2 separate regions of the Mus musculus genome follow, and region 2 is linked to region 1. The links are chromatin loops, found by intact Hi-C in ENCODE. Cell type or tissue: left cerebral cortex. All regions are shown on one strand. Links, peaks and the distances in the headings refer to the core of each region. The heading gives the core; the rest is flanking DNA.

Region 1 (8,343 bases), core at 111-8,110:
CACCATAGAAGGAACATCGATATGAACTAACCAGTACCCCAAGAGCTTCTTGGACCTATACCAAGAAGAATCACCAATCAAAGAAAACATATGGTGGAACTTGTGGCTCTAGCTATATATGTAGCAGAGGATGGCCTAGTAGGTCATCAATGGGAGGAGAGGCCCTTGGTCCTGTGAAGGCTCTATGCCCCCGTATAGGGAAATGCCAGGACCAGAAATGGGAGTGGGTGGGTTGGGGAGCAGGGGGAGGGGATAGGGGATTTTTGGAGGGGAAACTAGGAAAGGGGATAACATTTGAAATGTAAATAAAGAAAATATCTAATAAAAAAAGAAAAAAAAAGGAAGTTTCCCTGAGGAGGATTAGAGATGTACTTATTTATGAGTGTAAAGATAGGATGTTAGAAGAGAGTTTATTACATTTTATATTTATCAGAATAGCATCAGATTCTCTTTGGTGGCCCTATGCAGATTTTTATCCCAGTTAGTTCCAGGAATGAGTTTTCCTGTTGGAGTGTATAAGTCCAGTCAGGAAGTGGTTAGTTACCTCAACAACACTTGTGCCACTGCTGCACCTGTGGACATATTTTTATCATGTCAGCCTTTATTGTACCTCACAGGTTTCGCAACCAGATGAGACTTGATTACTTTTGTCTCCATGTAGCCTGAATAGAATCTTCCAGCATTGTGAAAGCTAGCCAGGAAGAATAAGGCCTCCACATCAGTAGCAGTGTGATTTCTCCGTGTTCTGAAATTCAAGTATGTGATGTCTTTAGCACTAGAGTGTTATTATCAAAGTGCTTAAAATTAAACCTCATTGCCATAGGCCAAATTGAAAGACCTAGTTAATAATTTCAGATTAACCTGAAAATTATTTCCACTAATTAACTGCTTTGCATCTATAAACCCTTAAATGTCTAAAAGAATAATGTGGGGGTGGGGTGGGGTAAGGAGGGGCCATTCTACAACTAATAGCATCAGAACCAGTATCAACTAATCCCTGGAAATGCTTCCCCCCACCTCTGTGCACAATCCATCTGTTCAGTAGGTATTTGTCTCTTATGAGACCATAAGACACAATATTATCAAAAATTGCTGATATAGCTCAAGGTTCCTTCCTCTTTGGGTTGGATTGCTGATCTACTTAAAGTAATTGAGGAACTACAGTCCTTAAAGAAGGTGATTTCAGTTGTACTGCTAACAAGCCTAAGGCTTTACTGGGTATGCCAATATGGAATACTACTGAAGGCCTTCATTCACTTCTGTTCTAGACACGCCATGGCAATTTAGTGAAAACCAATGTTTTCTGAGAGTCAAAACATTCTGATGTCTGTTTTCATTAGGTTGCACGTTGCAGCACTCTCTTGTTGCTTGTGTTTCATAGTCCCTTTATGGTCTCTGTCATTCAAATAGCCCATCTTTAAGTGCTTAGTTCTACAGCAGTATTTCCTACTCCTAACTCTGGTCTCAAAGAATCATTCACATCAGAAATCTTCCCTCTCTAGCGTTTTCTGGCCGTGTAACCCAGGTTTGCCTCAAACTTTCCATGTCGAATGAGTTGAACTTGAACTCTTTCTCCTCCAATCTCACCCACCCAACCTTTGCAATTACAAGCATATACTACCATGGCCAAAATTCCAGTCAGGAATTTAGAACTTTGTACTTACTTTCTTTAATGAAGTCGTATGTTTCCCCCTAAAATATTCAAGGTACTATATAGTCATTATTCCTCTTTTTTCCCAAACACTGTGTCAGACATTTGCCAAAAGTATTTGCTCTTCTGAATCTTTAATTCCAGATGATTATAAATACTAATCTAATAATTTGCCACTTCACACCACAGACTATCAGTGTCACATTCATTAGTACCAGTAATTTCTCTAATACCATTATCTCTACTCATTCCAAAGAAACCATTCAATCTTTAAGATTCTGTACATATAGTCAACTTTAATGAATTGTAATTATCAGGGCTCATTCAACAGAAGTAGGGTCACTATGGATGTAAATGGATAGGCATTCACTATAGAAGCTAAACTACATAATTTTAAAAGTGTGATAAATGTCTAGAAATGATAGTCAAACTTCAGAGATCATGGAAAACTTTCCTGATGGATGGAAATGAGTGAAATAAAAATAGCTTAAAGAGAAATCTGAGATGCCAAAGCCATCACTAGCCTTTGGAGTCTCAAAGGGGTTGCTCACAAAGGCGTCATGGGGGAGCTGATCTCAGAGTCCTTTGCTTCTGGTCCCATTCATTTGATAGGTGCAGGTAAGCAAAGGACTTTGTTTTTCTCTTTGGAAAATAGCCTTGTCTTCGGGCTCCTTGATGGCTACTAACCTTAAAAACACTAATGATTGAAAGCAAACCAGGGCACAATATTTGTCCTTGCAAGGTGTCCTTTTTGGAAAGGCTTAAATGTGGATTGCTGTTATATAGGAATCTTCTTGAGAAGAAACCAAAGGAAATATTTCATGGTCTTATCAGAAGCCATAACTGAACTTTCCTGAGCAAATGATTTATTTTTAGAGACAAATACCAAATTTCATCTTAAAGTTTCTTTTGCTGATATAAACTCTGTTACTTTAACAGCAATTATATTTTTCTTATAGAGTTTTTTTAATACATTTTCATATTGATATCAGTCTTTACACAGCTTCCTTAAGGGTTTTATCTCCTATATTTATAAACATAATAGTTAGTATGTTTTTTGTTATTTTTAACAATACATATGACATATGTGTGTGTGTCTGTGTGTGGATATATGAATGTGAGCACAGGAGACTGTTGAATACACAGGCACTGGATCCCAATGGGGATACAAATGGTAATGAGTTGCCTGAGATGGATACTAGGAACGAAACTCAGGTCTTCTACAGGAGTGTTAATCTGTCTTAACTCCTGAGCCTCACTGACCTTTATGTTTCAATATTCCACATGAGATAATGCCAGAAAACACAAATGATAAATACATAATAAAATTATATTTATTAAACTTAAATTATTGTGGGAAAGAGGCAAACAACTATCACTTTTTTCTGATTCTGGGTAAGTAGCAGGCAGACATTGTGTTCCATTCTTTAAAACACTGAAGTCATTACTCATAGCTATATTCTTTGCCTTTCTTGACATTTAAACCTGAAACCAAATTTTTAGAAAATGGAAATTGTGGCGTGGGGGGAAAGTTAGGACGTATTCAAGCGCCACCTTCAGCACTCACTACTCTGAGCAGGGCTCTGGAAACTAATTTAAAAGTTTGTATCTCCAACAGTCAAAGGTGCACTGCCTATTACTTGTTAAGTTAAATTATTTGACCTAGAGGCAGCAAATAGGTTATGCTCTGTATTTAAAAAAAAATGAGTTTGGCTGTTAGGAATATTATACGTAGGTGAAACTCCATGTAATAGATGTGAAAGTCAACAAAAAAAAGTCTTAACTAGCGAAGACTCTGGTTTATGTGAAAGCAAACACTGCTCTTAGAATCTGCCACATTAAAAGAGGCTCTTATCAGACTCAGACTAGACAGATAAAAAAAAATCTAATTACAGAAGGAATATTTTTTAGAAAGCAGAAAGTGAAACTTTGATGAGTCACAGCCTCGTGAACTGGATGCAGCATGACAATGTGACTCACAGCTGTGGGTACCACATGCTCCTGAACTGATTTTAGCGAGACTGGCCTCTCCATGGGAACATCCACTCCCATCACTAGAAAAACTAGGACACATCTGCTTAAATTGCAGTATTCACAAAATTCAACTCTATTTTGTTTCATTCCAAGGAGATAGTTTCACATATTACCTAGGAAGCCTGTTGAAATAAAGAGTAAGTTCATTTCATTCATTTTCTGTCTTCTGAGAGCAGTATGCCTGGCTGGCCTTGTCCATTTCTACCTTCATATTGCTTACATCACCATGCACATTATCCTAGCATTCTGACCTCCTTCTTGGTCTATAACCAGACCCATTTGACTACAGCATGCACTTTGTTCTGAGTATTTCTTCTTCAGGTGTAACCTCAATACCATCCACTCAGTTCTTTCTTCCTGAATCCCGTTTTTCCCATTAAATGTCAGTTTCCAAGACAGGAGTTCTCTTCCCAAATCATTATCCATTCTATTGCAATTTTCACAATATGATTTTGACCATGGACATTGTTACTATTTGGATTATTTATGGATTACTGATAATGTAGTACATCAGTGTATATAAATTTTATAAGGAGAGAGAATATAGCCATCTGATGTACACCTATACTTCCTGCCTGTAGAACAATACTTGACACTAGGAACAGTGTGCTCCACAATAAATGGAGACAAGACAGAGATATGGCAGGAGCCTGTGGTTTATTGAGTGAGAAGGAAGGGATTAAGCATACCAAGTATCATACAGAGTCACATACCCTACATGACCTTTCTCAACACAAAAATAATTGCCATTGACACAGAAAAGAGAAGAGTCCTCTAGGCCTTCTGTTCTTCCTTGTATTATTAAGAAATTTAAGCACATTACATTATCCAACTCAATGAAAGCATCCACCTATTTTTACACTCCCTACCCTTTCTATGAGCCCCTTCTAATTCATCCTTAACAAAATTCCTTTCACAAACACACACACACACACACACACACACACACACACACACACACACACACACACATTTCTACTCCACCTTCAAGAAGCTCACCTTGTAAGAATCCTTTTTCATTGTCCTTTTATGTGTCAGCTATATTCACTTCTGCACCTCTCTTGCATCTGGTAATTAGCCTGGTGGTAGTATGGGTAGACTCTTTATGCCTAACTGATCACTGTCAATTTATACATCTCTAGTACAATCAAATTATAGGTAGTTCCTGTGTCTCCATACTCAATAATATTGGGGCATATTAATAAAACCAAGATTCATTCTTCCTTTAGAATTTCACTTCCAGAGACCTCATTTTACACTATCTAACTTAGTCTCCCATTGGTGTGGAAATACAGTAGAACCTATCATACCAACATTTTATACCGCATCCATATGTTCATCTAGATTACCTCTAAGCCTTATTTCTCATTCTTCTTCTCATACCTCATGGATCTTATATCACATCATTCTTTCTCCCTTCCAAGGTCCATCACACTGCACTTCTTAATTTCCTTATATAACCAGACTTGATTGGCAGTGATATTTTTGCAAATAAGCCTTTCTTACTAATAGTTTTAGGACAGATGTTCTTAAACTATGGGTTCTAACATATTTGAGATTTGAATGACCCTTTCACAGGGTTTGCTTAAGACTATCAGAAAAAAAACAAATATTTAGGTTAAGATTCATAGCAAAAGTAAAAACACAGTTATGAAGAAGCAACAAAAATAGTTTTACGGTTGAAGATCACCACAGCATGAATTACAGGTAACCAGCGTTAGGACGGGCGAGAACCTGTTTTAGGATTACCGAGGAGATTATTAGAAGTTAGAACCCATGGAATACATTTCTTAGAACTCACAAGTTGTGAAGATGAACCACAAGAAACTGTATTTCAGTGAGTTCCCTGGGAAGATTTTCAGCCACATTTGAGGGCTACAGAACCTAGACTCTTTCATATGAAATTTTTAGTTGTTGGTCCTCTTTCTCCTGTCAGAGTTATTATGAAAAATCCAAACCAAGTCTGATAAAACTCTATGATCACATCAGAGCCTGTACCCTAGCTGTTCTACACAGGGAATAATTTTAAAATGTAAGACCTGGTACTGCCTGCCATCTTCTGCTCTCATCATGACTATTTTCCATTCATTTGGCTCTGTAAGGTGGAACATCAAGTGCATTCTACTGGTGATCTTGTTTCTCTCATGTATAAAAGCAGTTCAAACAATCAGATGGTAGTGACTATGACTATAATACCCATGTGCTTGCATCTGAACTTCTATATCCTCCCTTACTTTATGTTCATTCTTCTATGGTCACCTAGAGTCTAGACCCTCTTGAAAGGCCAGATTAAATGAAATGTGTTAGGACTGACCTCTCACTGTGAAGTAGTATTCATTATTTCTTCCTCAGGAAAAATCCCCCTTATTTTAATTTGCAATATCTTCTATCATAAAAATTAGTCTTTCTTGCTGCCAAGTCACCCTCTAGACATTATCCAATCTCTCCTCCATTTTCTAGAGTGGGGTTTGGCAATTGTTTTCTAAAGGTGGAATGTAAATGACAACTTCAAAATATGATGGCCATACGATCTCTGTTGTTCCTATTTATGTCTCCCAATGGAGCACCAAAGAAATGATGAATGTTGCACATCTGGTTATCTTCTGATAAAGTTTCATGTATAAGGTCCATATTGCCATTCTCTGCTTTATAGAATAAGTTCTTAGAAGTCCTATTTCTGATGGTGGCATTTTAAATGCAGGCTTCCATTCCCAGATCCCTGGAAAATTACATTAAAGAAAAAACGAACAAACAAACAAACAAATATGAGTTACTAAAGGGATTAATGATCTTTGTGCTGTTAGCTTTGTTGGTGAGTCTCAATCTTTCTTCCCCTCCTCTCTCTCAATGCATTTATTTAGTCCTTTATTCATTCATTCATTTGTTGACAAGGGGTGGATTGTAGTGGCTATTCCTGGTTGTCAACTTGACTATATTTGGAATGAACTACAATCCGGAATTGGAAGGCTCACCAGTGACCCTTATCTGGAGGCTTGGAGATCCTTATCTGGATCTTGGTTTGGAGATCTTGAGCCATAGTGGCTATGGATTCCAGAAGATTGAATCTCCGAGTTTAAGGAACACACCTTTAATCTGGGCTACACCTTCTGCTGGAGACAATATAAGGACATTGGAAGAAGGGAGTCTAGCTCTTGCTCCTTCACCTGCTTGCTGCGTGAGACTGAGTAACTGCTAGATCCTTGGACTTCCATTCACAGCTGCGACTGAACCATTGTTGGGAATTGGGCTGCCGACTGTAAGTCATCAATAAATTCCTTTACTATCTAGAGACTGTCCATAAGTTCTGTGACTCTAGAGAACCCTGACTAATACACTTCTTTAACACTACTAACAACTATCAACATTTTTCAGAATTATATTACTTCCAGTACCTCCACTGCTACTATCAAAGAGCAAGTCTCAAATAATTCCTTGCTCAGGTTCTGACAAAAAGAAAGAAAGAAAGAAAGAAAGGAAGGAAGAAAGAAAGAAAGAAAGAAAGAAAGAAAGAAAGAAAGAAAGAAAGAAAGAAAGAAAGAAAGAAAGAAAGAAAGATAGGAAGAGTCAAAGCTAGCCAGCATTCTTTCTGTCTTACTCTGGGCTGATATTGTTGTGTTCCTTTCTAAAGATCACTAGTTAATTCCTATCACTTATCATCTTGGTGCTTTCCAAACAGGCTTCCCATCACCCAAAGCAAAGACCCAGATCTATACAGACATTTTCTCCAGGATTTCAGGTTAGCTGATTCACACTTCTTCACTGACTTCATTTTCTAGTTTCAAACCTTTGTCTCTGCTAACTTCCCTGAACTAGATTCCTAACCATATTAGATTCACTTCTGTCTGGCATATTTTACATTACTCTATCTCATATCTTTACAGCCCTTTTTCTTACTTATTTTTCCCCAGATTCTACTCAAAAGAAATATGAGAACTTTTGTGACCACACTTTAAAACATTAATGACCATCTGTTTTAGTTTAATTTCTGTAGTGATAAAATATCTTGACAAAAGCATATTTAAAAAGAGAATATTTGTTTTGCTAACAATTCCAGGTTTTAGCTAATCATTGGAGAGAAATCATAGAAGCAGGACCCTTAAACAGCTTGCCATACCATATACACAGTCAAGATTAGAGAAAAACAAGTTATTCGCTGGCACCTGTTGCTAGTTTTCTTTATTTGAATATAGTCCAGGAACCTCCGTGTAGAGAATGGTGCCTCCCAGAGTGGGCTATTTATTCACACATCAATTGACAATCAAGACAATCCCTTATATCCAAGCTTATAAGCCAATATGATCTCAGTAATTTCTCATTGTCTCTCTTTCAAGGTGATCTTCTTATGCCACGTTGGCAATTAAAACTAACCATCCTACCATCCCATTCTCTATCCCAACACCGATAATCTCCCTTATTTACTTTGGCTTTTAGTTACCTGCAAACAAGCCAGGCTGTTGCCAACACCATTAGTTGAGCTCCACAAACTGACAGCAAGGCTCTCTTGCTGTAGACAACACTTACACAACTCAATGAACAGGAAGAAGTCAAGGTCCTACGCTGAGCCTTCAACACTACAGACAAGTATTCATGGTATTAGAAAGTACTCTGTATGCTAACAAAAGAGAAATGTAAACACCAACCCATCTAAGGAACTTTCA
Region 2 (8,343 bases), core at 65-8,064, 59 kb after region 1:
ATATTAACAAACTTTGTTAATATTAAGTTACTGTATATAGCAATATACAGGTTAAAATGTCACTTTATAAAGTTAATTTTGTTAGAGTTACTTACAAAGATATGTAGAGAAAAAAATTCATGAATTAACCAAATTCTCCTTGTAACTTGTTCCATCCTTCCTTTGCTATTTCCTTCCTCCTCATTTCCCAACTCTCTTGAGTCTACTGGATCCTAAGCATTGTAGAATGACTGATTTTACACCAGGATAGAAAAGACACAGAGCACTATCAGGGACCACTTTTCTGAACTTTTATACCTAGAGGTTATTAAGAATAAAGAACCAAGAGTCTCAAAGAATGGGGGATGGGAGATCATGATGATGATAGTGGTCACCCTCCATGAAGGGACTGAGATCACAAAAGGAACTGTGCAGAGTAGAAGACAAAGGGTCAAGACAGGGAAGACAGAGACTCTGGGTGAGAATGAGAGAGGGAAGAGGAGCGTGAGGAGCATGAAGAGTGTGAGGAGATGTAAGAGACAGGAACAAGTGAGGAAAGCAGATTTTGTAAGTGCTTCCAAACCCCTCATTCCATATGTACTTTAGGTAAAAATGACGGGTTTAGAGGTGAGGACTTTGTTTTTAATTTCATGCTCAAATACTGTCTTTACATCATTTCTACCCCTCCCTCTCCCCCTCCAACTCTTTCTATGCCTTCCAAACCCTCCCAAATTCATGACGTGTTCTTTAATCATTATTGGTAAGTATGCATAAATAACTTCAGGCTGCTGAGTGTTACTCTTATTTATTTGTGTTCAGTGACAATCATTCCCTCTTTCAGCAGCCATTAAGTTTCTCCAACCCTTCATCTAAGGTGGAACCTTGTATGAGATTTCTTCCATCCATGTTGGCATATCAGCTGCCATTATTAATATCCAGATTGTATATAAGTGACCAGATTTTTGAGGTTTCATGGGTATGGATTTCCTCATAAGTATAGAAAACACACTCTCCAAAGAGACCCCCTTATCTTTCCCATCTTTTAACTTTCCCATACCCTTTTCCCTAGTTTTCCCTTAACTTAGAGATTGTGTTGTAGATACAACAATAGTGTTGTTCTCTGTGTTGTATTCACTTATGGATTCTATAATAGTCTCTGCTGCAGAATGAATCCCAAATATCCATGGTCCTGGGTCTTACAGGAGAACTTACTGCTGCCTCCTTTCAAATCAAGCTGAGCTACACTCCAGCTGCTACTCCTTACGCTCACAGAGAAGGACATTTTGATTTTGATAACTAAGTTGCTCTGTTGTACTTTGTCTCTTGTGCAATGTAAAGCCCTGAAATTATTAGATCTGTGAATGCACAGAAAATATAACTAAAATAGTATCTGAACTGTCTAGTTCACACTTATTATTCTTTATTATAATTCTTTTGAACAAAAATGCTTAAAATAACTTATTTTTGTATTTTTTAATCATGGTTACCTGCCTTAGATATTTTGAGCATCTAATATTATTTATTTTTAGTGAGAAATCTATAAAGTGTACCTACCTTGTTGTAACTTTTATGTTTAACAGATGCCAAATTTCACTTCTATATTTTGTACATTTGTGTGTGGGGGGGAGCATAGAGATGGACAATCGTCTCTGGGAATCTGTAATATTTTACTATTTCAACACATAATGCAGTCTGATTTTTGTTTGTAATGACTTTAGGAAGGACATGTTCACCACGTCCCTTCTAAATGGAGCACTAGTACTAAGATCAATGTTTTCTCTCTTCAGTTGTTTTTACCTACACTTCTCTGAAAAGGTGAGGTGGGAGAGGGAAGAAGCAATATACTTCTGTTGCTCTTTCTCTTTGCAAATCTTACCCTACCTTTCTAATTACAGTCATCATGAACAAAAACGGGTGTTGAATTTCTTACAAGTAAAGTGGTGTACATAGGTACACAACCTATGTATAGTGGGAACCATATTTCTCTAAATAATAGGGGATTTTGCTGTTCTCTGTTGATGATCATTTAGGTCTTGGTTGGCTGGTTAGTTGGTTGGTGGTGATAGGGGTAGGTGTGTGTGTGTGTGTGTGTGTGTGTGTGTGTGTGTGTTATGAAAAACTGATTTCACCCTATAGTCCAGGCTAGCCTCAAACTCATGGCAATCCTCTGCCCCAGCCTTCCAAGAACAGGGCTTATAGGTACCACACACCACAGCAAGATTCCTGCTCTGCTATTTCTGTTTCCTTGGGTGGTGCAAGCACTGAAATGTGGCAGAACCTATTTTTCTACTGCACTAAAGATAGGTATCTGTCTAACCTAGATACAGCTCAGGGTGATCTCAAAGGGAGGGCAAACTCTTTCCCTGGAGCAACTAGACACAGAAAACTGACACCCACCCTGCCTGCCCACTTCCTGGGAGAAGGGCCAGGGAGGGCATCCCTGGGAACAAATGTGCCTTTCACAGGTGCAAAGGTCTGGCAGGGGGAGCCTGTGGGGCAGGGAGCTGATATTGAAAACAATGTGCTTCCCTTCCTGTCAGTCATTTTGCCCTGACTTTTCTCACCATTGAATCAATGGTGTTAATTGTCTTGGGAGCATGGTACTTGCCATCTAGAACAAAGAACCCATTGCTCAGCATGAATTTCAAACTAGCTTTTTCAAAAATGTCCATGGTCTTAAAAGCCTAGCTTTGTTGAACTCCATAAAAGATTTCTAAATTCCAAAAATGTCTTTCTACATGTCCCTAGTGAAGCTTGGTGGTCTGATCACAGAAGTTTACTATCCTCTGAAACCTAAAAACCGTCCCGCTAAACAGACCCAAAATGCTTTCCAAATTTGCGAGGAACTTATAGTAATTTACAAACCTAGATCTAGGGATTGGAATATCTTTGAGATCTTGGGGATGGTGATCCAATATCTTCAAAGATACTTCTAGAGTCTGGGAGATCAGCAAATATAGTAATTTCAGATATTTCAACAAATGGCCGTTTCATTGATCTTGTTTACAACTTAAAATTGCCAGCAAAAGAATACTATTGCCAATGGGAAATTTAGGAAGAGCCTTGGGTATTTCCAATTGGATTCCACAACCTGTTCTGGGAAACAGGGTTCTATGTGGCTAGAATATAGTTTCAGAGACAGAATAGGATGAACAGAATAAGCTTAGAAAATGTTTGCAATTTGCAAATGTTTGTTTATTCATATGTTTTTCCATTATGAATAGTCTTTGACTATCTACTGCTTTAGCTATAGTATGATGATAAGACGCTGAACTGTATAGATGAGCTGAGCACCTCTAAAAAAGGAAAGTTTATATAATGTGTTGTGATCACAAAAAGAAAGAACTATAAGAATACGTTCTGACAGAGTGTGGGGGAAGGGTGTGTCTCAGCGGGCCCACGCTGAGACATCCCTTCCCCCAAGAGACCAGTCACTGTATAGTATAGAACAGAGTTTATTTAAGGCATGGGGAGGGAAGTTAACAGAGTAATATAGGCAAAGAAAGTCAGAGAAAGGAGAGTGAAGAGAAGTGGAAGCTGCCATGAAGAGAGGGGAGGAAGGGAATGGGGAGAGAAGGGGCAAGCAGGAAGCAAGAGTAAGGGAGACAAGAGAGTAAGAGAAAGAGGAAGGGCCAAGCAGCCCTTTTATAGTGGGCGAGGCCTACCTGACTGTTGCAGGTAACTGTGGGGAGGAGCATACCTGGCTCCTGTCAGGAGCTGTGGGGTTAGAGTTTAGACAATACCAACATAAAGCACATCCATCTACATTGCCTCCCAATTTTCCAACTCGAGTGTTATTGGCCTCTCAGTTATTATGCCCAAACATGAATTTTTATTTCTTTATGTTAGTGTTCTACGTCAGGGTTAATGATATCCTAAAAGGGCACCAAAGTCATAATGTGTTCTGTGCAGTCTTTGCTTCTTAATTCTTCTCTCATGCATTATATCTCAACTGCAGCTTTCCCTCCGTCCCCGCCCCCAGGTCCACTCATTCCTCCTCCTTTTCCCTGCTGCAAAAGAGCAGGCCTCCCAGTCATACCAACTGCCTGAGGCATAACACGTTTCCGTATGTCTAGGCACAAACCCTCATATCAAGGTTGGATGAAGCAACCAAGTAGCAGGGAAAGGGTCTGAAAGTCAGACAAAAGAGTCAGAAACACCCCCACTCCCACTTTTGGGAGTCCCACAAGAACACCAAGCTACACAACCATAAGGTATGTGCAGAGTTCTTAGCTCAGGCCCATGGCGAGCCTGTGAATGTTGCTTCAGGCTCTGTGATCCCCTATAAGAACTGATTAGCTGATTCTGTAGACCCTGTTTTCCTGGTGTTCTCTACCCTCTGGCTCCTATGAGCTTTCCTCTCCATCTTCTGTAGGGTTCCCCTGTATCTGCCTAATGTTTGGCTGTGGGTCCCTGCATCTGTGCCCATTAGTTGTGGGATAATACTTCTGATGGCAGTTGTGCTCGGCACCAATTTGTTATTAGCAGAGTAAACATTAGGAAGCATTGCACTGAACTTTTTTTTTTTCCCAGTCATGTTTGGTTCTGTCCTCAGTCTCTGATTCCTTGCAATCTAGGCAGTGTCAGCCATGACTTCCTCTCATGATGTGGATTTCAATTTGGATCAATCATTGGCTGGTCATTCCCATACATTCTGCACCACCATTACCCTCAGCACATCTCACAGGAAGGAGAGACTGTAGGTCAAAGGATGGATTGGTCTCTCAGTCTCACTGCTGGAAACCTTGTTTGATTACAATTACTAGGACACTTCACTAGGGCCACTCTCATAGATTCCAGGAAGTTTCTGAAGCACTAGGTTTCTACATTGTCCCCTAAATACCTCCCATCCCAGATGATTCTCCCTGCACTCTCTCCCTCCACCCTCCCATCTCCCATGGGTCCTTTTTGTTCTCTTCACTACCCACTCCCAGTCTACCTGCAAAGCAAAACTCATTCTATTTCTTCTTACCAGAGAGATACTTGTGCCCCACTTTGAGCTCTCCCTATTACTCAGCCTCTTTGGGTCTGTGAATATGATTAGTCTTTATTTAAAAGCTATTGTCTACTTATGGGTGAATACATACCACCTTTGTCTTTCTGGGTCTGGGTTACCTCTTACAGGAATGAGAATGATTTTTCTTTCTAGTTTTTAACACCTGAGTAATACTCCATTATGTAAATGTATCACACATTTTCTTCAATAGGAAAAGTCTTCCAAGCCTTGCATACTTAATGCCTTTAGTCATCATGTTCTAACTATCTCAGTTTGGACTTGGTTATTGAAGCAGAAAAGAACAGAAAATGGACCCTACAATAGGGCAGGGAATAAAGAGGACATGCCCACTACCTTGCTATAGATCAGGAAAAATGAGATATTAGATGTCAGGGTCAGTATAATAGAATTACCATGGATACCATAGGTCAGATTGCTTTGAAGAAATGGAACATGTAAATTGACACCCAGACTCGGACTTTAGCAGATAAATCCATCCTCAAACCTGAGGATGAAAGGAAGACTAAAGCTAACAACAAATGACTTTATGGTTGTGGCTAGTTTAAAGGAGATACTTTTCAATATAGATTCTTACTACCTAGAAAACTACTGATTCGTGGACACAAACCCTGAGCAGTGCTTGTAAGGAAGTCAACTGATGTGGCCAGGAATCTGCCTGGGTGGAAAGGACTCTGAGAAGCCCTCTACATACAGTCTTGGAAACTGGTTCACAGGACCATTTTATGAACCGCATAGAAAGGAGAACTAAAGGCAAATTTATTATTTTACAAGTCAGCATTGAGCAGTAAGACTGGAATGAGGGGATCTTGCTGCAGAGACTTTAATGCAATGAGGAGCTAGGTAAATAGGGCAGCTAGAAAGAGATGCCAGAGGGGGCGCTCTTTATCCTTCTTTACAGGGGTCTTCTACACAGCTATCATTTTCTCGGTATTATTTTTCTCAAAGTAAAAAGTGTTCTATAGACTATTTCTCTCTAGACTATTTTTACGGTTTTCTATTCAGTTGGAGGAAAAGCATTTTATTAAAAGCAGTAATTTGTTACTGCTCTAAATGATCTTTTATAGTTTCTAAAACCTCATGTCTTCTAGCTAAAGCAGACCTGAGAGTGAATTATTTGGCTACTGCAAGTCCTTGCCGGTGAACAAAGACATACAACATAATGTGCCCACTTCTGCTAATGCAGAGTAGCTGGGGTGTCTTGGCTAATTAGTATGCTGCTGTTAGTATCTTTCTCCTCTCTTTTGTTTTTTTTAGAAGGTCCCCCCCCCCTTTTAGGGAAAAAATAAATTACTGGCAAAGTTTTTGTTGTTGTTGTTGTTGTGGATGTTGTTGTTTGGGTTGGTTAGTTTGGTTTGGGGGTTTTGTTTTGTTTTGTTTTGTTTTTGAGGTTGCAAACAAAGCAGATACCTTCATGCATGCAGAATCCACACAAAGGCATATTGAAACACCTTCCCTCATCCCCTGCAAGGCGGTGTTCATCAGTGAACCTTAGGCTCACATTTCTGGCAGAATGGAGTATACCAGTGATGGAGTATTTTAATTTTACCATTTCTAACTTTCTTGGACCAGGCCTGGACCCTTGTCAGTGATATGGTGTGAAAGAGAGGAAATGGAGGCATTGGACTTGAACCCTCAGCCGCCTTCGCATCTGGGTTTGAACAACACACCTGAGTGAGGACGCCCTCCTGCTCCTCTGTCCTTCCTGCTCAGGACATCTGAGAAGGACCTTGGAAGTCCATGAAAGCCTCCCATATGTTGTCATTGAAAAGCTGTTAGGGGCTTTGCAGCTGACAGCGGTGCATCTAATTGCTGAATTATTAAATGAAAGTTCTCTGCCTAAAAAACAGCATCCTGTCACTCAAGAAATAAATAAATTCAAGTGAAAAGCAGAGGTGCGTTGAGGTCATCTCGCGCACTTCTGCAGACAAATTGGAACGACTCCAACACGAGGGGCAAGAAAACTTAATTGCCTCTGGTACCTGCTGGAAGCTTGACTTGAAATCTTACGCCACATGTGGCTTCAGCTCATGACAGCTGGGGACAGCAGCCCCGGCCTTTGGCTATTTCACATTTTTTGTTTTAGAATGAAAGATTCTTTGTGGAATGTGGACTAGTTCTCCTTTAAATGACTCACCTGCACAGAAATCATATCTGGGAGAGATTTCAACAGGGGAAATAAGGGCAGCTGGGCTCAGGTTAGAGGCCACGGAAAAGGAGATTGAGAATCATTGCCTTACAAAACAGGCAACTTGTGACGGAGCCCACTTCGTTCCTCGAAGTTTTCATGTCAGACTTCAGGCATCCTGTGCCTCCCTTGGTCTTCACAGAAGAGGGGCCAATATCATATTTTCCGGTTTTGCATTCATCTTCCCACATGACATTTCAGTTTCTTCTCAATGATAACAATAGATAGAAAATTAAAACAAGATGTGTATCAATGTTACATTTCCATTCTATTTGTTTGTTTAGTTAGTTAACTAGTTTAGTTAGTTAGCTAATTAGTTAATGAGTTGTTAGTTTGGGGATCAAACCCAGGCTTTTTTGGCAAATGCTCTACCGTAATTCATCCATATTCCCAGGACAGTTTTACATTTTGCTTATTTTATCCTATAGCTCCATTAGTTACATAGCATAGATAACACTCCTTGAGCAAACTACATGCTCAAAATAACATGGCTAGGCAGTGGATGAACAAGTATTTAAACCTAGAGAAGTGATCATCTTTAAGATTCACAGAGGTTGCTCTTGATTTACAATGGTTCCACTTAGAGGTTTTCATGCACTGGAATGGAAGCAATATGTACTCACTGAAAACCCTCCTATACATTGGAATTTGGCTTCTTTCCAGGGGTGGCAGTATGTGGTGTGCTGTTCTTTGGCAGTTCTGGCTAGCAGTGATGAGCTGCAGTTCCCGGTCAGCTGCAGGACAATGAGAAGCAGCAGTAGATGGTTCACTGGGCACTGCTCTGTGGAGTCCTAATGTTTGCAAGGTCAGTTCCATGCTCCATGCTTTCCATTCCAGATGTTTGCAAATTTCAGTAAGAGTATAAGATTTAACCTCATGATGATTAAGGACCAAGTATATACCTAAGTATTTTTAATTGGCCTTTTTTTTTTCTTTTCGCAATGATTTTACAAATGATACTAGGATGACAGTGACTTTGCCATGCATTTTTGCATTGTATTAAGTAGGGTGCCCATTTGGGGGCAACAAAACAGAATGAGAACATCAATGGTTGGCATCATCTCTCTTCCACCACTTCCTCATGCTCAATTTACAAGGATATCCTACCCTACCTGCACTGCTTGTTTCTGCATCTGTTCTTTCTAAAAATGCCATAAAACAG

The links. Peaks named below come from ENCODE experiments on the same cell type or tissue, not always from the same donor. Only the 100,000 strongest peaks of a DNase experiment are listed, where the experiment ranks them.
Region 2: it touches region 1 in a loop (2.5-fold over the local background); 2 of 42 quality-filtered maps call a loop at or near these places.

What each region holds. Positions count from the first base shown.
Region 1 is chr7:69,228,795-69,237,137 of GRCm38, reverse strand. No RefSeq gene overlaps it. Among named protein-coding and RNA genes, the nearest start is that of Gm34838, 170 kb to the left of the region's middle. In left cerebral cortex, for the core only: no CTCF peak of the experiment used is centred there; DNase peaks (open chromatin) are centred at 3,187 and 3,636; H3K27ac peaks cover 1,427 bases.
Region 2 is chr7:69,170,244-69,178,586 of GRCm38, reverse strand. No RefSeq gene overlaps it. Among named protein-coding and RNA genes, the nearest start is that of Gm39029, 110 kb to the right of the region's middle. In left cerebral cortex, for the core only: no CTCF peak of the experiment used is centred there; DNase peaks (open chromatin) are centred at 2,329, 3,355 and 4,032.